Regions from separate parts of the Homo sapiens genome. Here region 1 is linked to region 2. A link is an interaction called in ENCODE POLR2A ChIA-PET data of the cell type or tissue named here. Cell type or tissue: Panc1. All regions are shown on one strand.

What was found. ChIA-PET counts read pairs that join two places held together with the same protein. Peaks named below come from ENCODE experiments on the same cell type or tissue, not always from the same donor. Only the 100,000 strongest peaks of a DNase experiment are listed, where the experiment ranks them.
Region 1: POLR2A ChIA-PET joins it to region 2 with 7 read pairs; 5 of 35 experiments call an interaction of 5 or more read pairs at or near these places.

The regions. Positions count from the first base shown.
Region 1 is chr7:79,310,692-79,315,691 of GRCh38, reverse strand. All of the region lies in intron 1 of MAGI2 (membrane associated guanylate kinase, WW and PDZ domain containing 2), which reads left to right. Among named protein-coding and RNA genes, the nearest start is that of MAGI2-AS3, 140 kb to the left of the region's middle. In Panc1, no CTCF peak of the experiment used is centred here; no DNase peak of the experiment used is centred here; H3K27ac peaks cover 2,333 bases.
Region 2 is chr7:79,362,479-79,367,478 of GRCh38, reverse strand. The region is part of intron 1 of MAGI2 (membrane associated guanylate kinase, WW and PDZ domain containing 2); the gene reads left to right. Among named protein-coding and RNA genes, the nearest start is that of MAGI2-AS3, 88 kb to the left of the region's middle. In Panc1, no CTCF peak of the experiment used is centred here; no DNase peak of the experiment used is centred here; H3K27ac peaks cover 1,122 bases.

The DNA.
Region 1 (5,000 bases), 52 kb after region 2:
CCAGCCTCAATACATTCCTGTGGGCATCCTGCTTATACTTGAATGCTGCTTCAAATTAAGAAATAGATACAGGATTTATGATACAGCTGTGGTACGTTGTCATATCATTTGAACTTGTAAACATGCATCCAAATTTTACCCACCAAATTATCTAACGTTGAATATCTACTGGTGGAAATTTGGTGGGTCAGATCATTACTTTAAAAAAAACGAATTAGGCTGGGCACAGTGGCTCACACCTATAATCCTAACACTTTGGAGGGCTGAGGCGGGTGGATCACCTGAGGTCAGGAGTTCAAGACCAACCTGGCCAATGTGGTGAAACCCCGTCTCTACTAAAAATACAAAAAAAAAAAAAAAAAAAAATTAACTGGGCATGGTTGCACATGCCTGTAATCCCAGCTACTCTGGAGGCTGAGGCAGGAGAATTGCTTGAACCCAAGAGGTGTAGGTTGCAGTGAGCCGAGATCATGCCACTGCACTCTAGCTTGGAAAACAGCGAGACTTCACCTTAAAAAAAAAAAAAAGAGTTAAATCTAGTTTATACTACTGTTATGAACAAAATCGCATTTTTAAAATGATATTCGTAGAGTTGCAAATGTGAAGAATTTTGTATCACTTAGTAAACTTTGCATTGCATGTGATAGAAAATCCAGCTCAAACCAGCCTAAACAATAAGTGATTTATTATGTCACATAAGAGAGCAGTCCAGGGATTGGCTAGGCTTTGTTTAAATTTCCAGTGATATAATTAGAGCCCAGTTTGTTCATGTACATTTCATTTCCTTATCTGAGTTTCATTTTAGGGCACTTCTCTCTACCTGGCTCCAAAATTCTACCAAGAGGTCCCATAGCTAAAACTTTTCTGATTTGAGTGCATAAGAGAACAGCAAAATTTTCTTTTTCTATGTCCCAATAAAAGTCACAGTTTATCTTATGTAGTTTGATTGGTCACATGTACATCTCTAAACCTCTCACTATACTCAGGAAAATGAGCCATGTTGGTTGACTTAGAACTATCTCATCAGAAGACCAAGGACTAGGAGTGTGAGAAAAATTGATCCTCAGGAGGAAGACTGCAATGCATTTAGCAGGAAAGAGTAATGTTTCTTAAGAAAAAAATGAAACAATGAAAATCCACTAAAATCTGTCTCAAGGATAATATTCCATGACTCTACAGGGCTTAATGCGTGTGACATATATAGACTTCTGATAAGCAGTTTGAATTATATGGGTCAGAGAAATTTCCAGGTCATAGGACTTCTCTTTAAAGTAAAATAAATAGGCCAGGCACGGTGGCTTATTCCCGTAATCTCAGCACTTTGGGAGGCCAAGGCAGGTGGATCACTTGAGGTCAGGAGTTTGAGACCAGCATGGCCAACATGGTGAAACCCCGTCTCTACAAAAATACTAAAATAAGGCCAAGAAGGGTGGCTCATGCCCATAATCCCAGCATTTTGGGAGGCCAAGGCGGGCAGATCACTTGAAGTCAGGAGTTTCAGACCAGCATGGCCAACATGATGAAACCCCGTCTCTACTAAAAATATAAAAATTAGCTGGGCATGGTGGTGGGCACCTGTAATCCCAACTACTCTGGAGGCTGAGGCAGGAGAATCACTTGAACCTAGGAGGCAGAGGTTGCAGTGAGCCAAGATTGCGTCACTGCATTCCAGCCTGGGCAACAAGAGCAAGACTCCATCTAAAAATAAAATAAATACAAAAATTAGCAGGATGTGGTGGTGTGTTCCTGTAGTCTCAGCTACTCAGGAGGCTGAGGCAGAAGAATCACTTGAACCCAGGAGGTGGAGATTGCAGTTAACTGAGATAGGGCCACTGCATTCCAGCCTGGATGACAGAGTGAGACTCCATCTTAAAAAAAAAAAAAAAAAAGTAAATTAAATAATGTAAATAATGTATCTAAATTGGCTAGCACAATGAGTAGAACAAAGTATGAACATTTATCTTATTAGTAGGTTGATTTGAAGAATTTCAAAAATAAAAGTAAGGCTAACAGTTCTCTTAACATGGGCTTTTATAAACGAACAAATAGAATTGGCTCTCCTTATTATCTTTATCCTGGTTTTTGTAATCTTTTGTATCTTGTTTGAGTTTAAGTTGGCCTAAATGATACCCTTTAAGGCAACAATGCCAAAATTGAATCGATTGTATCATGTATAGTTGGAGATTAATCATTCAATTTAATTCCGTTATTCTTTCTCTCAGAGAGAGAGAGAGGGAGAGGGGAGGAAGAAGGGCGGGAGGGAGAAGAGAGAGATTGAGACAGTAAGAAACAGGAAGAGTTCTATTTATCAAGCACTCTGTTAGATCCTGGACATATAGCTGTGAACAAGGAGAGAGCCTGCAGATATGGGCCCAGCCCTAATTTTATTAAAACCAATTTTGGAAATCTAATTATAACTGGAGTTGATGCTTCAGAAAATAAAGTTTGCCTGGTTTTTGTGTATTTTTTGCATTGCCACATCAAGCTTACAAAGGCTTACAAGAAATAATAATTTTAGTAGTAGTATTCCTGTGTCCTGATAAGCCCCAAATATATTCTGTGAGCCATATAGTTTTACCTAAAACAATCTTTAAAGTAGGGAGAGGGAAAAGGAGGAAGTCTATAATTGATTGAATTTTCTCTTACATGTTTAAAATGTATTATTTAGAAAATATTCCATGTAATAAAAAATGTTGACTTCACCAAAACTCTCCCCAGGTATTTAGAAATGTTCATTTACAAAGGACTAGATAGTGTTGCATACAAGCTAAAGGGAAGAAGGCGGTGGGTGGAGGGGGAGGAGGGTGCCTGTACGGTGCAACTGCATCTTTATTGTTACTGCACCATCAGCTGCCATTTCACCTTCTGATAAGAATTAGCTAAGATTTTTATCCAGATTCGAGGAGATCCCAATACTTAGGTTTTGACAGTGCTCTTCATGCCATTCATCCATCTTTCAAGAACTATTTTTTGTATGCACACTTTGTGCCAAGCACTTCTCTGGAGCACAGTAGTTAATAAGTGAGACAAAAATTTAGGTACTTTGTATTTTGAGAGAGAGAGAGAGGAATTATAGACAATAAACAAGAGGAATAAGTAAATTCTATGTTATTAGTTATGAATTCAAAGCCAAAAAATGAGAAACAGAAGCCAGACTGTGTTGGTGAGGCTACGTTGCGGTATTACATAGAATAGACAAGCAAGACTGATTGAAGGGGTGACATTTGAGTAAAGATGGAAAATCAGTAAGTGGGCAAGTAATAAAGGTTCCCAGGGGAAGCATTTCACATAGAACAGCACTAGCAAAGATCATGATTGGGGAGTTCTGGAATAGCATGGAGGCCAGTGTTGTTGGCGCCTACTGAGACGAAGAATTGGAGGGAAACAGATCAAAGAGTAATAGTGGGTGGGGAGATCATCTAGGACTTGACATGACCTGTCTTGTCTTAACTTGTGTCCTGACATGACATGACTAGAATTGTCTCAGCTTGGATTGATTGACATGCTTCGACTTGACTTATCATAGCTTGAATTGAATTTACTTGACAAAAATTTCCATTGAAGGGCATTATAAAGGTTTGGCTTTTACTCTGAGTGAGATGGGGATCTTAGGGTTTTGAACAGATGAGTGACATGACCTTAATGTGTATTAAATAGAATCACTCCAGTTGCCTCAGGAGAAAAATATGAGAGGTTTAGACTGGGATGTTAGCAATAGAGGCAGTAAGAGGTGATATTCTGGATATACAAATTTTAAAAATAGGGACAAAGGATTTGCTAACGAACCAGATATGAAATATGACAAAAAGAGAGAAGGCAAGAATGACTTCAAGATTTTTTGTCTAAGTAGCTTGCGGTATAGAGTTGCCTTTTACTGAGATGGGAAAGGCTCTGTAAGTGTACATTAGTAGAGAAGAGAGCAAGTGGTTACAATATTGTTTTTGATAATGTTAAATTTGAGGTGTTTATTGAACATTCAATAACTGTGGGAATATGAACCTGACATTAATGAGAAATGGTCTGGCTGGAGTACATTTGGGAATCATCTGCTTGTAGATGGTACGTAAAGTTATGAGAACTGATGAAACATCAAATAAAGCAGTGAAGGGAAATAGGGGCAGGTGGTGGGAGGAGAAGGAAAGGGATGGGAAGATAAGAAGCAAAGAAGCCTACGGAGGAATGCTATTCTGATGTCCTGGAAGTCAAGTGAGGGGGATATTGAATCTGGAGCAGGCTTGTTCAACCCATGGCCCACAGCCCGCATGCAGCCCAGGACGACTTTGAATGCAGCACAACACAAATTCATAAATTTTCTTAAAACGCTATGAGAATTTTTTGGTGATTTATGTTTAGCTCATCAGCTATTATTAGTGTTAGTGTATTTTATGTGTGACCCAAGACAATTCTTCTTCCAAGGTGGCCCAGGGAAGCCAAAAGATCGGACACACCTGATTTAGAGGCATGACCTAATTCAAATACCAGTATTAGACCATGTGAGATGGGAACTCAGAATTGATCATTGGTTTTAGCAACATAGGGGTAATTGGTGATCTTTTATGAGCAGTTTTGATGGAAAAGGGAAAATTCTGATTGGAGAGAGGCCAGGAAAATATGGAAGTAGGAAAATTGAAAATAGTGATCAGAAACAATTTGTTGGGGGTGGTTTTATTGTAAAGAGATAAATAAAACTAGGACAACTGAAGAGGAGAGTGAAATGGAGAGGGGTGTGTGTGTGTGTGTGTGCATGTGTGTGTGTTTTAAAGTGAGAGAAATATGGGAATACTTCTTAATGTGATAATGATCAGAGAACAAAGAGGTAAATGTAGTACTGCTGTAGAAAGGCAAGAATTTCTGGAATCTTCAGTAGATGAGAGAATGGGTTCTGCTGGTCAGTTGAAGTGATTGGTCTCAACTAGGGTCACAATTTGCTCATAGTGATAAATTTTACTTGATATGGGGTCACAGGTACAAATGAATAGATATATGTTCTGTGGAATGTT
Region 2 (5,000 bases):
AGAATGCTTTGTGCTTTAACTCTCTGCTGCATTGCCTGATCAGCTCTGTTCCTTCCACCCTCCAAAATCACTCCATTTTGTTTAAAACTATCTCACTATTAAAATAAAAAATAAGCAACATCAATGATGCATTAAGATTCTCTCCCTGAATAGGACTTTCCACTGATTAAAAAGTCCTCTAGAAGAATTGGCCAATGTCAAATGTCATGTACCCCATTAGTTTAATCCATGCATTTCCACATATTCATAGTCATTTCTTCTAGTTATTAGCAGCAGCACTATTCTTGCAGTTTCTAATATTAAATTCTTGCGACGGATGGGTAAGTGGAAGGAAGAGGGATTTGGTCTGTAGCTTAATTCTTTCCCATTACGCTCTTTTTTGACTTGCCAGGATCAGTTAATTTGCAAGGGTTCACCCTCAGCCTTCTTAGCAGTCTATGTTCAAAGTCAAGAAGTTCACCTGTATCTAGAAGGAGTGAATATTTCTGTTAAACCTGGGTCAGTAATTTCTATAAGTTGCTAAGAAGCATATAAAATGCAGTTTTGTGAACTGTCATATTTAATAAAGATAATTTTGTGTGTGAAATAAATTATTATGTATTAGGAATTAATTATCTGCTTGTATGTGTTTTACCCAACATCATAATATATCCTATGAAAAAATTCTGTTTCAATAGTTATAGGACAGAAAAGGACACTAATAGTGAATCTGGAATTTAATAGGATTTTTTAATTGAAACATTTTTGAGATAATTATAAATTAATATGCAGTTATAAGAAATAATACAGAGACCCCTTGTTTAATTTGCCAGTTTCCTTCAATAATAACATTTTGAAAAAATGATAGGATAAGATCAAAACCAGATACTGACATTGATGCAATCCACCAATATTATTCAAATTTTTCCAGTTCTATTTGGAATCATTTATGTGAGGTTATTTGTGTGTATTAAGTACTATAACGTTTATTAGCTCAGTAGGTTTTCATATTCATCACAGTCAAGATACTGAACAGTTACAACCCCACAAGGATCTCTTCTGTTTCCCTGTTGTGACCACACCCACCTCCTCCTGCCCTCTTTCCCTTTGTCTTTAACCCCAGGCAATCAAACCATTAACCCATCCACCATTTTGAAAATGTTGTTATTTCAAAAATGTCGTATAAATGGAATCATACAGTGTATAACATTTTGGGATTGGATATATATATATTTTTCTTTGTTTGTTTGTTTGTTTTTTGTTTTTTTGATACAGGATCTTACTCCCATTGCCCGGGCTGGAGTGCAATGGCTCACTGCCACCTCGACTTCCTGGGCTCAAGCGATCCTCCCACCTCAGCCTCCTGAGTAGCTGGGACCACAGGCTCTCACCACCACCATGCCCAGCTAATTGTATTTGTAGTAGAAACGGGGTTTCACCATGTTGCCCAGGCTGGTCTCCAACCCCTGGGCTTAAGTGATCCTCCTGTGTCGGCTTCCCAACTTGCTGAGATTAAGGCCTGAGCCATCGCACCAACTTTTTTTTTTTTTCACTCAACCTAATTTACTGGCAATTCATCCAGTTGACACATCTATCACTATTTTGTTACTTTTTTTTTTTTTTTTTTTTTTTGAGACAAGAGTCTCACTCTATTACCCATCACCCAGGCTGGAGTGCAGCGGCCCGATCTTGGCTCACTACAACCTCCACCACCTGGGTTCAAGCCATTCTCCTGCCTCAGCCTCCTGAGTAGCTGGGATTACAGGCACCTGCCACCATGCCTGGCTAATTTTTTTGTATTTTTAGTAGAGACAGGGTTTCATCATATTGGCCAGACTGGTTTTGAACTCCTGACCTCAAGTGATCTGCCCGCCTCGGCCCCCCAAAGTGCTAGGATTGCAGGCTTGAGCCACCGCCCCTGGCCTATTTTGTTACTTTAAAAAAATAGCTTGTTACTCTTTGTTGCTGAGTAGTATCCCATTGTATATGTCAGTTTGTTTAACCATCCACCTGTTGAAGGACATATGAGCTGATTTCAGTTTGGGGATATTACAAATAAAGGTGCTATGAATATGCATTTACAGTTTTTTTGTGTGAACATAAATTATTATTCTTCTGGAATAAATGTCCAAGAGTGCAAGTGCAAGATTGTATGGCAATTTCATGTTTAGTTTTATAACACACTGCCAAACTAGCTGTACCATTTTGTATCCCTTCAACAATATTCAATTGATTCAGTTCTCCACATTCTCTCCACGCTTTGGTATTGTCACCATTTTTAAATTTAGCTATTCTGAAAGGTATATAGTGATAGCTCATTGTGAATTTAATTTGCGTATCTCTGATAGCTAATAATATTGGACATTTTTTATGTGCTTATTTGCCATCTGTATTTCCTTTTTGGTGAAATGAATGTTCATGTCTTTTGCACAGTTTCTAATTAGATTGTTTCCCAATGTTATATTTTGAGAGGTTTTTTTTTTCCTACTCCTTTGTTAGATATGTGGTTTGCAAATATTTTCTCCAAATTTCTAGCTTGCCTTTTCATTCTTTTCACATGGGTTTTACCAGAGCAAAAGTATTTTTTTTTTAATTTTGATGAGGTCTAATTAATTTTTTTATGAATTTTGCAACTGTTGTCAATTCTAAGAATTCTTTGCCCAAGGATTTTCTCCTAAAAGTGTTTTTGTTTTATATTTTACATATATATTTATGATCTATTCTGGGTTAATTTTTATAAAAAGTATAAAGTTCACATCAGTTTTTTTGCCAGATCCTTCAGCACTATTTACTTAAGGGTTATTCTTCCTCCACTGAATTGCTTTTGCACTATTGTCAAAAATCAGTTGAATATGATTGTGTGGGATCTAATATAGGATTCTTTATTCTGTTTTATTGATCTATATGTCTATCTCTTCACCCAAGACCCTCAGTCTAAGTTACTCTAGCTATGTAGCAAGCTTTAATATTAACTAAAGTGATTCTTCTCATGTTGTTTTTAAAATTATTTATTTTGTATGTAAAAATAAAGTCGTTATATATGTATAGTGTACAACATTGTGTTTTACAATATGATCACATTGGTGCAATGACTTATTTGAGCTAATTAACATATGTATTACCTCACATACTTATTTTTTCAGGTGAGACATTAAAATCTACTCTTTTACCAATTTTAAAAATGTAATACATATATAGGTATTAACCATAGTCTTCATATCTCTTTGATGTACTGATTTCATTTCCTTTGGATACATAACCTATAGTGCGTTTACTGGATCATATGGTTGTTCTACTTTTAGTTTTTTGAGAAAAGCAACCTCTGTACTGTTTTTTATAATGGCTGTCTAATTTACATTCCTACAAACGATATGCAAGGGTTTCCTTTTCTTTGTGTCCTCACCAACACTTATCTTTTTTCTTTTTAATAATAGACATTCCATCGGTGTGAGGTGATATCTCATGATGGTTCTAATTTGCATTTGTCTGAGGATTAGAGATGTTAAACATTTTTTTATATACCTGTTTGCAATTTGTATGTCTTCTTTTGAATGTCTACTCAGGTGATATGCCTAGTTTATTTTTAATTTTTATGGATATGTAATATTTGTACATATTTGTGGGATACATATGATATTTTGAATTGTTTGAGTTCCTTATATATTTTGGATATTTACCCCTTATCAGATGTATGGCTTGCAAATATTTTCTCCCAATCCATAGGTTGTCTCTTCCCTCTGTTGATTCTTTCCTGAGCTATGCAGAAGCTTTTTAGTTTGATGCAATTCTGTTTTTTTTTTTTTTAATTTTCAGTTTTGTGCCAGTACTTTTGGAGTCATGTTCAGAATATCATTACTAGTCCTATGTCAAGGAAAACTTCCCCTGTTTCCTTCTAGCAATTTTATAGTTTCAGGTCTTAAATTTAAGTCTTTAATGCATTTTGAGTTGATTTTTAACCAGGTGTCCCACTTTATTAATTTTGAAAATCACTTTAGCTATTTTGGGGCTATGCCTTTCCATATAAACTTTAGAATAGATTTTTTTTTATATCTATAAAAGCCTTGGTGGAATTTTGATAGTAATTTTGGGAGAATATATATTCTTACTATGTTGAGTCTTCCAATACACGAACAGAGTATGTCTCTCTCTTTAAATCAAAGAATGATTTAAGTACAGAGACATACTCTGTTCGTGTATTGGAAGATCAGCATTTTAATCAGCATGTATTTATTTGATCAGCATTACGAAGCTTTCAGCATACATTTTTAAACTGTATACCTAAGAATTTCATTTTATTCGAAGTGATTGAAAATTGTACTGTTTTAAATTTTAGTTTCAGTGTTTATTGTTCGTATGTAGAAATGTGATTGATTTTTACATTTCGACCTTGTACCCTTGAACCTTGCTGAACTCAAGTACCAGTTCTTGGAGTTTTTATGTATATTAGTTGGGATTTTCTATGTAGATAATATGTCACCTCTATCTAGAAACAGTTTATTTCTTCCTATCTAATCTCTATGCCTTTTGTTCCTTTTGCTTGCCTTATTACCACAGCTAGAATTGCCAGTACTATAATGAATAAGAGTAATGAGAACCGATGCCTTTGACTTGTGTCCATTATCAGGGAGAAAACATTCAGTCTTTCATCACTAAGTATGTATGCTAGTTTTAGGTTTACATATCTGTGTTTAAGCAAGTCAAGATATTTCCCCTCTATTCCTAATTCCCCTCTATTCCTAATTGGTTGAGAGTTTTTATCTAATGACCATTGGATTTCATCCAAGGCTTTATCTGCATTCATTGATATGATCGTGTTTTCTTTTTTAGCTTGTTGATACGATAGATTACCTTAATTGATTCCTGAATGTTAACTAGCCTTACATACCTGAAATGAATTCCATTTGGTAATGGTATACACATATTTTTATAAATTTTTGAATTTGGTTTGTTAATATTTTTTTCTTTGTCTGGTATTACTTACCATATAAAATGAATTCTGAAGTATTCCCTACTCTTCTAAA